Linked DNA regions of Homo sapiens: region 1 is linked to region 2. A link is an interaction called in ENCODE POLR2A ChIA-PET data of the cell type or tissue named here. Cell type or tissue: MCF 10A. All regions are shown on one strand. Each heading gives the region's core, and the rest is flanking DNA. Links, peaks and the distances in the headings are about the cores only. Region 1 has its middle 8.5 kb from the start of LIPM. Region 2 overlaps LINC01375 (long intergenic non-protein coding RNA 1375).

What was found. Peaks named below come from ENCODE experiments on the same cell type or tissue, not always from the same donor. Only the 100,000 strongest peaks of a DNase experiment are listed, where the experiment ranks them.
Region 1: POLR2A ChIA-PET joins it to region 2 with 6 read pairs; 1 of 35 experiments calls an interaction of 5 or more read pairs at or near these places.

The regions. Positions count from the first base shown.
Region 1 is chr10:88,791,994-88,796,398 of GRCh38, forward strand. No RefSeq gene overlaps it. Among named protein-coding and RNA genes, the nearest start is that of LIPM, 8.5 kb to the right of the region's middle. In MCF 10A, for the core only: no CTCF peak of the experiment used is centred there; DNase peaks (open chromatin) are centred at 888 and 1,948.
Region 2 is chr10:89,921,861-89,926,265 of GRCh38, forward strand. The region is part of intron 3 of LINC01375 (long intergenic non-protein coding RNA 1375); the gene reads right to left. Among named protein-coding and RNA genes, the nearest start is that of LINC01375, 33 kb to the right of the region's middle. RefSeq lists an enhancer at 1-300. In MCF 10A, for the core only: no CTCF peak of the experiment used is centred there; a DNase peak (open chromatin) is centred at 2,001.

The DNA.
Region 1 (4,405 bases), core at 191-4,190, 1.1 Mb before region 2:
AGAACACTCAGACACAGGAAGGGGAACTCTACTGTATCTTGTAAGTGAGACTCCCTGCTAGGTGACCCTGTGGCTTTAAGGCTTCGTCTGGGATTCCCAGGCCCCAAACCAAGTCTGCACATCTTTGTGCCTGGCCCTCTAGTGGCCCTGGGAAAAAAGTTTTAAAGAAATCCAATGACAACTGGAGTCTTTTCTGATCCTTGATTGTCCCATCTTTCCTTAGGTATATTACAGGTTTGAAGGGATGGGAAAGGGGGAAACAATTTTCTTCTATATCTTTAAGGGCATTGTTTTTTTAAATTGTCTATAAAGTTTCTGGATTTTTTTGTTGTGCGTTTTGATTTATTTTGTTTGGTATGTATTAATGTGATTAAGAATAGGCTCTATTTCCTCTGTTGGAAAGATATGCCAGACATCACAGACAATCAAATAAACACTCTAGGTCAGGAACCTTTGGGGGAAAGCTTTTGGGAATGATATATGTCAACATTAGCGACAGTTAAAGGTAGGCAACATGCTGATACGTTCTGGAAATGGAGCTGAGACTCCCAAGGCCTCAATCCAAAAGCCAGAATGTGTTAAGGAGAGGCAATCTCTGAATACAGAGACACTTACCATTTACTTCTTTTAAAGGGCTGGGATGTCTCCTGAATGCTATGAGGTGCTTGAAAGGGCCTCTTCTTACCCGACTTGCTCTCTCTCATCTCTTCATTTCCTTCTGCCCCTTGCTTGCCTTAGCCTCCATCATGCTGAAGCTGATCTTAAACATTTGGGCAAGTTGTTTCCCTTTTCTTGGTCTGAGTTTACTCATCTGATCTGCCAGGGGTTTGTCAGCCTCAACACCACATAGTCCTGTGATGTAATAACTTTAAAAATCAGAGCAGGACAAAAGCAGAGTTGCACAACCTTGCCCTTCTGCCCCACACCAGCCAGGGAAACCGCAATGCCTGCCACTTCAGTGTCTGGGTGGTTCTCCCATCATATAGTTCCCCTCTTCCTCCGTAAAGGTTTGTGGTGCTTTGTGCTGCTTGCTGGCTGATCCTAAACCCTAAATTTGGAAGCCGCACAAGCCTGACTCCCCTCTAAGTGCTCCAGGACTAAAATAATTCCCAGCCATTTCTCTACTTCCTACTTCAAATTCGCAAAGGCTGAAAATACAAGTAGATATTTTCTAATTTTTTAAAAGGATCTAGATATAATGTCAGAGGAGAGAAGGATTATAGAAACCAACTTATCCAGGGACATATTTAGAAGCAAATCTTTTCAAACAAAAAATGTTGTAGAGGCTTCAACACATATAAAGTAAATGAGTAGCAGTAGTATATATTTATCATATACAATTCAAATTTATGACCTTCACATATCATGAAGTACAGTGATAAGGGTGACACTACTTCAGTGATCCCCAAAATTAGAAATGGTATTACAAATAACAGAACTTTGGTTATATCTGCCTAGACTTACACAGTAGTGCTTTGTTTTATTTGGCTATATGATATGATAGAATCTGCACAGATAAGTAGTTGAAGTCATAGTTGTTTTTAAACAAACATTTTAAACAACTTCAATTATCTTGTATAAGATAGCAAAGGAAGTTTTACTTGAAAGTTCTAGCAAGTTAGTGAATATGTGGCCACTGATGTTTTGCAATTTGATAATATAATATCCAATTTTTGGGATTAAAAGTGAAGCAAAATGCATCTATGTGCAGCATTAGGTGATTCACAGCATTTTCCAATTGGAATTCTGCAGACCAAATCCATGTGATCCTATTCTCTAGGCTTTGCTATATTTGTTAAATGCAAGCTGGTTTTACGATGCTTAATTAATATTTAAATCCACTTTGAGATCAAAGAAAACTGAACCAACATAAACTATCATTAGCTGTCACAGAAACGAGTAACTGGCATGGTTTTGTCTTCAATCCCTGTAGTTTCTCCTTACACATTTTAAAACCTCAAAGAGGTCATGGTTAGTATGAGTCACCATTTTACTACATTTTTGATGTGGTGAATATAGGAAAATCTTTAACCCTAAAAAAACTAGTCTTCTTTCACTTTCTTATTTTTATTTTTAATTTCTTCACTATCCTACTGCAGACATGAATCTTTCAGTTTCTGAGACCAAATTCCTCTCTGGAGAAAGAAGCCAAGCTGGGAGAATTTGTAGCATGGGGATTAGAGCTTCTCTTCCTGCAGGTAGCCTGCCTGTGAGTGTGGCACAGCACTGGCTCCCAAACTCAGCTCACCCTCAGAATCATTTGGTTCACCTCATGAAAATACAAAGTCCTAGGCCCCAAACCTGGAATCTTTGCTTCCGTGGGTCTGGAGTAGGACCTGAAATCATTACCATTAATTTGGTGTTTCTGATGATTCTGTGTCTGATTTTTTTTTTTAATATGAAAGGTAAAGTCATGGTTGAAAATTTGTTTCCACTTGGCATGACTAAAACCAGTGCTTTGAAAAGAACACACAATTATGATATGCCGTTGCTATCCAAAGGATTCAATGTCTGTTCTAGAGTTGGTGAGAATGAAAAATTTCAGTGTCATGAAGAACAGGGAGCATCTCATAGAAATGAAGTATCATTGCTCCTGAGACAATGAGAAAAGCTCACATCTTTTTCTCACCTGGAAAATGGACATCTACTAACTCACAATGGCAAGCTTATATGCAAACAACTTTTGGAAGATTTATCAACAGATACTAAAGGCTAATAATTTTAAATACCTTAAAAACATGTTTAAATACCTTTATTAAGTAAATTTTTTTATGACCAGTATTTATATACTGTGATGATTCCAAGATTTCTCAACCTCAGCACGATTGACATTTTAGGACAGATAATTTCTTGTGGGGGGCCTGTCTTGTGCATTTTAGGATGTTTAGCAACATCCTTGGCTTCTACCACTAAATGCCAGCAGCACTCTCCTAGTAATTACAACCAGACATTTCTCCATACATTGCCAAATATTCCTTGGCAGGGCAGACTTCCCCCAGTTGTAAAGCATCCCTCTAGAAAAATCACATAATCTCTCTGGGGCTTCAGATTTCTATAATGTAAGATCAGGTAGTAAAGCAGCATTCATAGCAGCAGAATCAGAAAAGACAAATACAGGTAAAATTAAATAACTGGTTAGAAAAAGAATAATTCAGACTTAATGCCAACCCATACAGAAAAATAAATCTCAAATGGTCTCGAATTTCAAATGAAGAAAGAAGTTAAAATATTGAGAAAATATAAAGAATATATTTTACAGCCTTAGGGTAAAGAAGACTTGCCTAAGAAAAAGAGAAAACATGGAAGCTAAAATTGAAAACCCCAAAAGACTTAACTCTATAACATTTTACCACTTCTCTTTGATGAAATAATAACTAAATAAAGGCAAAACATGTAAACTTTTAAAAAATGGAAAAAGAAAAAAAATCTGTAACATTTATAACTGAAGATCAATATTCATAATAAAGAAAAAGCCCAAGCAAATCATTAAAAAAATTAAAAATAAATGGAAAACAGGTTAACAATTTGAAAAAGCAATTCCTAACTAAAAATTAAATAGCCAAAATACATAAAAAAATTTCAGTCTCATTATAACTCAGAAAAATACAAACTAAAACTACAATGAGATATCATTTTGATCCTATCATATTGGCAAAGTTAAAAATACTTGTGAAAATTAAAAAGAATTGATGAAAAAAAGCAGGAGAAACAGCCATGTTCATGCCCTATTATGTTACATTGGTTCAATCTTTTAAGGGTCAATTTTGCAGTAGCTGTCAAAATGTAGACTGTGCATGACCTTTCACCTAGTGTTCTACCTCTATACATCTAGTCTATTAAAAAAAACAGTTTCATACAAGGATTACTTGCTACAGTATTGCTTTTAATAGCTAAACATTGCAAGCCAACTAAGGGCTATGATTGACACATCATCATATAGTGATACATTCATATAAGGTAGCTTTATGCAGTAGTTAAATAAGCCATATTTAAAATATTGAAAGGAAAAGGATTTTGGATGACAATATTTCAGAACTGTATATAAATATGTAAATATAGACATATTTTAATAATCTATTTATATAGTTATATATGTTTATCTGTCTGTATATAAAATTTTGTGTATATCTATGCACATAACAATCTCTTGAAGCATTCACATCAAACTGTTAACAGAAATTAATTTCAGGGAGAAAAGTATTTTGTCCATATTATTGTATGTATTTTATAGTGTTTGAAGTTTTACCACAAACATGTATTTTATAATTTTTAATTATATAATTTTAAAATAAATAAATGAGGATATTGAATTAAATGATTTCTGAAATCTATGACTTCAGCCCTAACAGACTGTGATTTAATTAATTCTGGTTTAGAAATAACATGGAAAATTTAGGCTGGGCAC
Region 2 (4,405 bases), core at 291-4,290:
ATATACTGACCCAATTACCTTTGAATTTTATTAAATATGAGAAGCTATTTGGCATAGAATTTAATATCCACTCTGCTTTTTTCAGATCTCCATTGAAATAACTAATTTTCTGAGAAGCTCTGTTCAACTCTTTGTTGAGGTTATCTTCACCTCTTTTCAAAAGACTTCCATTCTCCTTCTACCTATGTGTACCACAAACAAACTTACCTTGATCAACCCTGTCTGCGCTTCAGCATATTTTTATGCTAAATCTAGGCCAGATCAGTGTTTCTTAGACTTTAATGTGCACCAGAGTCACCTGAAGGGCTTGTTAACACAGATTTCTGGTCCCACTCTCCAGGGTTTTGGATTCAGCAGGTCTAGGATGGGGCTGAGAATTTGCAAGTCTAACAAGCTCTCAGGTGATGCTACTGCTGCTGGTCTACGACTGCACTTGAGAACCACTGGGCTGGACAAATAGACCCAAACTCTGGCTGATTATCAAAATCATCTGGGGTAATTATGACCAGAAAGGATGCCTGAGGCCCATACCTGAATGCATGAGAATCTCTGGGAGTCTGGGTCAGGATGGAAGTGAGGTGGATAGGGCACCCTGAGAGCAAATGTTTTCTTAAATTTTGCATCCTGAGCACCTCACTCTAGTCCTGGCCCTGCCACCAATTTGCACTTAATGCATCAGACTAGCTGCAGCATAGAAATCTCTCTAAAGCTTGCTGGAGTAAATAACAAGAGTGTGAAGTAGCCTCTTAACCATTTATAGATTGGGCTACTTTTTTTAACAAGGGATGCTAGTGCAGCGATATTTTTAGAGCTAAAAATTCACAGGTCGTGAGCTTACTAACTGGTTTCAGCTAAATTCCTTCCTTGGTATGGAACCTTTAAGTTACTCAACCTGTTGAAGGTTAACTGCTAATGAACCACTGACCTATATACTAGGAAAATATAAAATGCAATGGAGCGCATATTGGGATTAGAGCTGGGAGATGTTGATGGTGGTTGCTTCTCTTTCCTTGTCAATCATATGTATGCTTGCAAATAATATTTAGTGATTAGCATGTCACAGTAGCAAAAGTACTTTTCTCTCTAAGAATAATTTATTTTGAAATAATTTCAAACTCACAGAAAACTTGCCAGAAGTTTTACAAAGAACTCCTATATCCCCATCATCAGACTCCCCAACTGATAACATTTTATTGCATTTTCTCTATTGCACTGGATTCTTTTCTCACCCATGTCCCTCACCCAGCTCACTCTCTCTCCCACCTCCCCCACCTTGCTCGCTCTCTCTCCTCTTCTCTCTCTCTCTCTCTGTCTCTCCCCCACCTTCTTTTCTTCTCTGGTCTAGGATCCCATCAGGGCACATAAAGGACATTTGATTTTCAGGCCTCCTCCAGTCTGAAAAAGTTCCTTGGGGTTTCTTTTTTCCGTGTTCTTGATGGGTTTAAAGTATGAAGCCCTTTCATTTCAAAGGGTGCTCTCAGCTGTCTGATGTTTTCTTGCCACCATTCTTAGGTCATGTTTTCTTGCAGGAACATGACAGAAATAATGCCCTTCTCAGGGTATCACCTCAGGGGGCACTCTCTTGATGCATCCCACCACTAATGACATGAACCTTCATCACCTGGTTATGTTGGCATCTGTCAAGTTTCTCCACCAGTTTTTCTTTTGTGCTTAGTTATAATTTTGTGGGAGGTATTCCAAGATTATGCCAATATCCTTTTGCTTCTATGATGACTGCCAAATGATGACTCTCCATTTTCAGCACTTTTTCTACATTTTTTAGTTGCCATTTTATTGTAAAGCAAGGTTTAATATCATGTAATCATAGATTTCTATTTTATTTAATGAGTTGTCATTTGACACTTTCATTCTTCATTTGATGCTCAATTTTTCTACAGTTTAAATGGTGGTAGCCCCTTCATGACATTTTCCCATCATTCATTGACTATTTTCTTATTTTCTGGCACAAGGAAAAGATGCCCCAGGCTCATCTTGTTCTTTCTGTGACTCAGCCCAGGAATGAGCCATTTCCTCAGGGAGACACTTAGAATCCCCAAACTCCCACCAAATAGCATTTATAATTGAGAATTACATGTTAAGAATTCAGTTAGCTTTCTAAATTTAAGCATATGCATATCAACAAATGTTAAAAACTCAAAACACAATGTATACGTTGAAGGAATAGATAAAAATGGGAAGATAGACCAGTGAAAAGTTTTTATGGTCATGGTCTTTGTTTATTTCTTCTTGAGTTATACCATCAGCTGAAAAATGTACATACCTCCCAACATTTTATTTGCAGTCTAAGTCTCTTCAGTGTTAACTTGCATCTAGTTAGTCGGTTTCCTTTCTCTGTGGCTGGTTTGGTGGCTTAGATGGACCAAAAGAGTTTTGGCTGTTGACCTTGCAATATATCCCCATGAAGATTTACTGAATGGGACAGGGTGTAGAGTTCAATCCAGTTTGCAGTTTGAGCATAAGAAAGATTCTGGAAAAGACCTGCTTATTGTATGTAGTTTGTACAAACCAAAGATGGTGTCCTGGGAAAGAAATCTGCTGATAACATAATTCTAGTGGTGTTCTTAGAAGGTCAAATTGTTTCCTGCTGAGTTTCCTTGCCAAAATAATTGACTTGCAACCTGGAAACAGCAGCAAGAAGGGTGAAGGGAGAATGAAGGCATTATTGCTTCCTGTGAATTTTTGCTTTCCTGAAAAGATTCAGGTTTTCCAAAGTTCTCTGCTATTTTAAAATTCTAATAAGAAGCAGACCTGGCATCTTGTAATGGTTGAGTTCGTATGGTAATTGCATTACAATAAATAGCTGAAGTGCTAGGCCCATAAAAGTGACCCAAGACCCTCTGTTCTCTTGCAATAGGGGACTCTTTAATAGCCACAGATTTTAAAGGGTCAGTGTCCCTTTGGACCATTTCTTCCAAGCAGAAATAAGCAAAAGTCTACCTTAAGGGCACTGTGTTAGGTGTGAGTAATTTTATGTCTTTGCTAAGTTAAATGGTATTATTAGCCAGAGAAAGTTATGCTGACACAATTTAGGCAGAAATGATATAGGAGATTGTTGGAAAAATCAAACCTTTTGTTTTTCCAAACAAGAAATTAAGCTATTTTGGTGTTATTGGGAGGAAAATAAACTGAAAATTGTAGTATTAAAGAACACATTTGTCTTTAGGATGTGGAATAAGAATACCAGAATCTCCAGGTTTATAAATTAGATATATGAATATGTATTTCATATTCCTTTTCTCCTAATTTCCATTATTCATGGAATTATAAGCATAGAGGAGAAAAAAATAAACTATTTCTAGGACCGACTTCACTGCATTCAGATCTTCATGTTTAGGCTATGGTGCTCAATGGAATGAGGGATGGGAAAGATGTATGAAACCTAGATGTGCCTGTGAGTAGCTCATGATTATGCAGGGGATCGGGGGATTGTATAAGTGTTGCTATGAGTGCAACACAAAGCTCAGTGTGAAATAAACCCTAGGAGTGGCAAAACTAAATGTGATCTAGGTTAAGGAAGAAAGATGTATTTAGATGAAACTATTTGGAGTGTGTGTGTGTGTGTGAGAGAGAGAGAGATAGAAACAGAGAGAGAGAGAGGTACACAGAGAGAAAGAATAATGCAGATGTTTCTAAATGGAAAGGGCACAGTTATACTCGGCACATCAAAACAAGAGGACTAGCAGGTTGCCCATATGGGTATTCACACTATGACATTTACCTTGGTAAATTCACTAGTGTCCTAGAGACTGGCTTACAGTATTTCAGTTTCAAAAACTGAGGTCTCAGTGTACCAGAGTTGATTTGGCTCAGTGATGTTGACTCAGTGTAGCAAAGCTTACATGGGTTTAATGTACAATTTATTAATCCACAATGGGAATTACAATCCTCACTGAGCAGAACATTTATGTTAGCATGCGCACAGTATTCTTGTAGGCCTACATGAGCAGTTTACCTGCAGTTGTGAAATCAGAATCTGGAGGATTGGCTGTTTGATTTCAAAATGAAATGGCATCAAGCTTAACGGACTGTTGTGTCCATTTCCTACGTGAGGGTACCCTTGGTCATAGGACCCATCAGATACATCTTTGAGCCATGATAAAACGTTTTCCCCTGGACATTGCTCAGACTAGCACTGCTCACGGTGGGCTCTGATGCTCTTCCTTGTCTTTTTCCACAGGTGACTAAAGATCCTGTTTGGTTTGACCCATTCTATCCCCTCTACTCTGCAGAGATTAAAAGCAGAAGATGGTGGATTAAACAACAGAATTGGCTAAACTAAAAAATGGTTTAAAATGATGCATACACACTTACATTTTTAAAAATTAATAGTTTTCGATGTAAATTCATCCACTAATCTTTTGATATAGAACCACCATATCACATT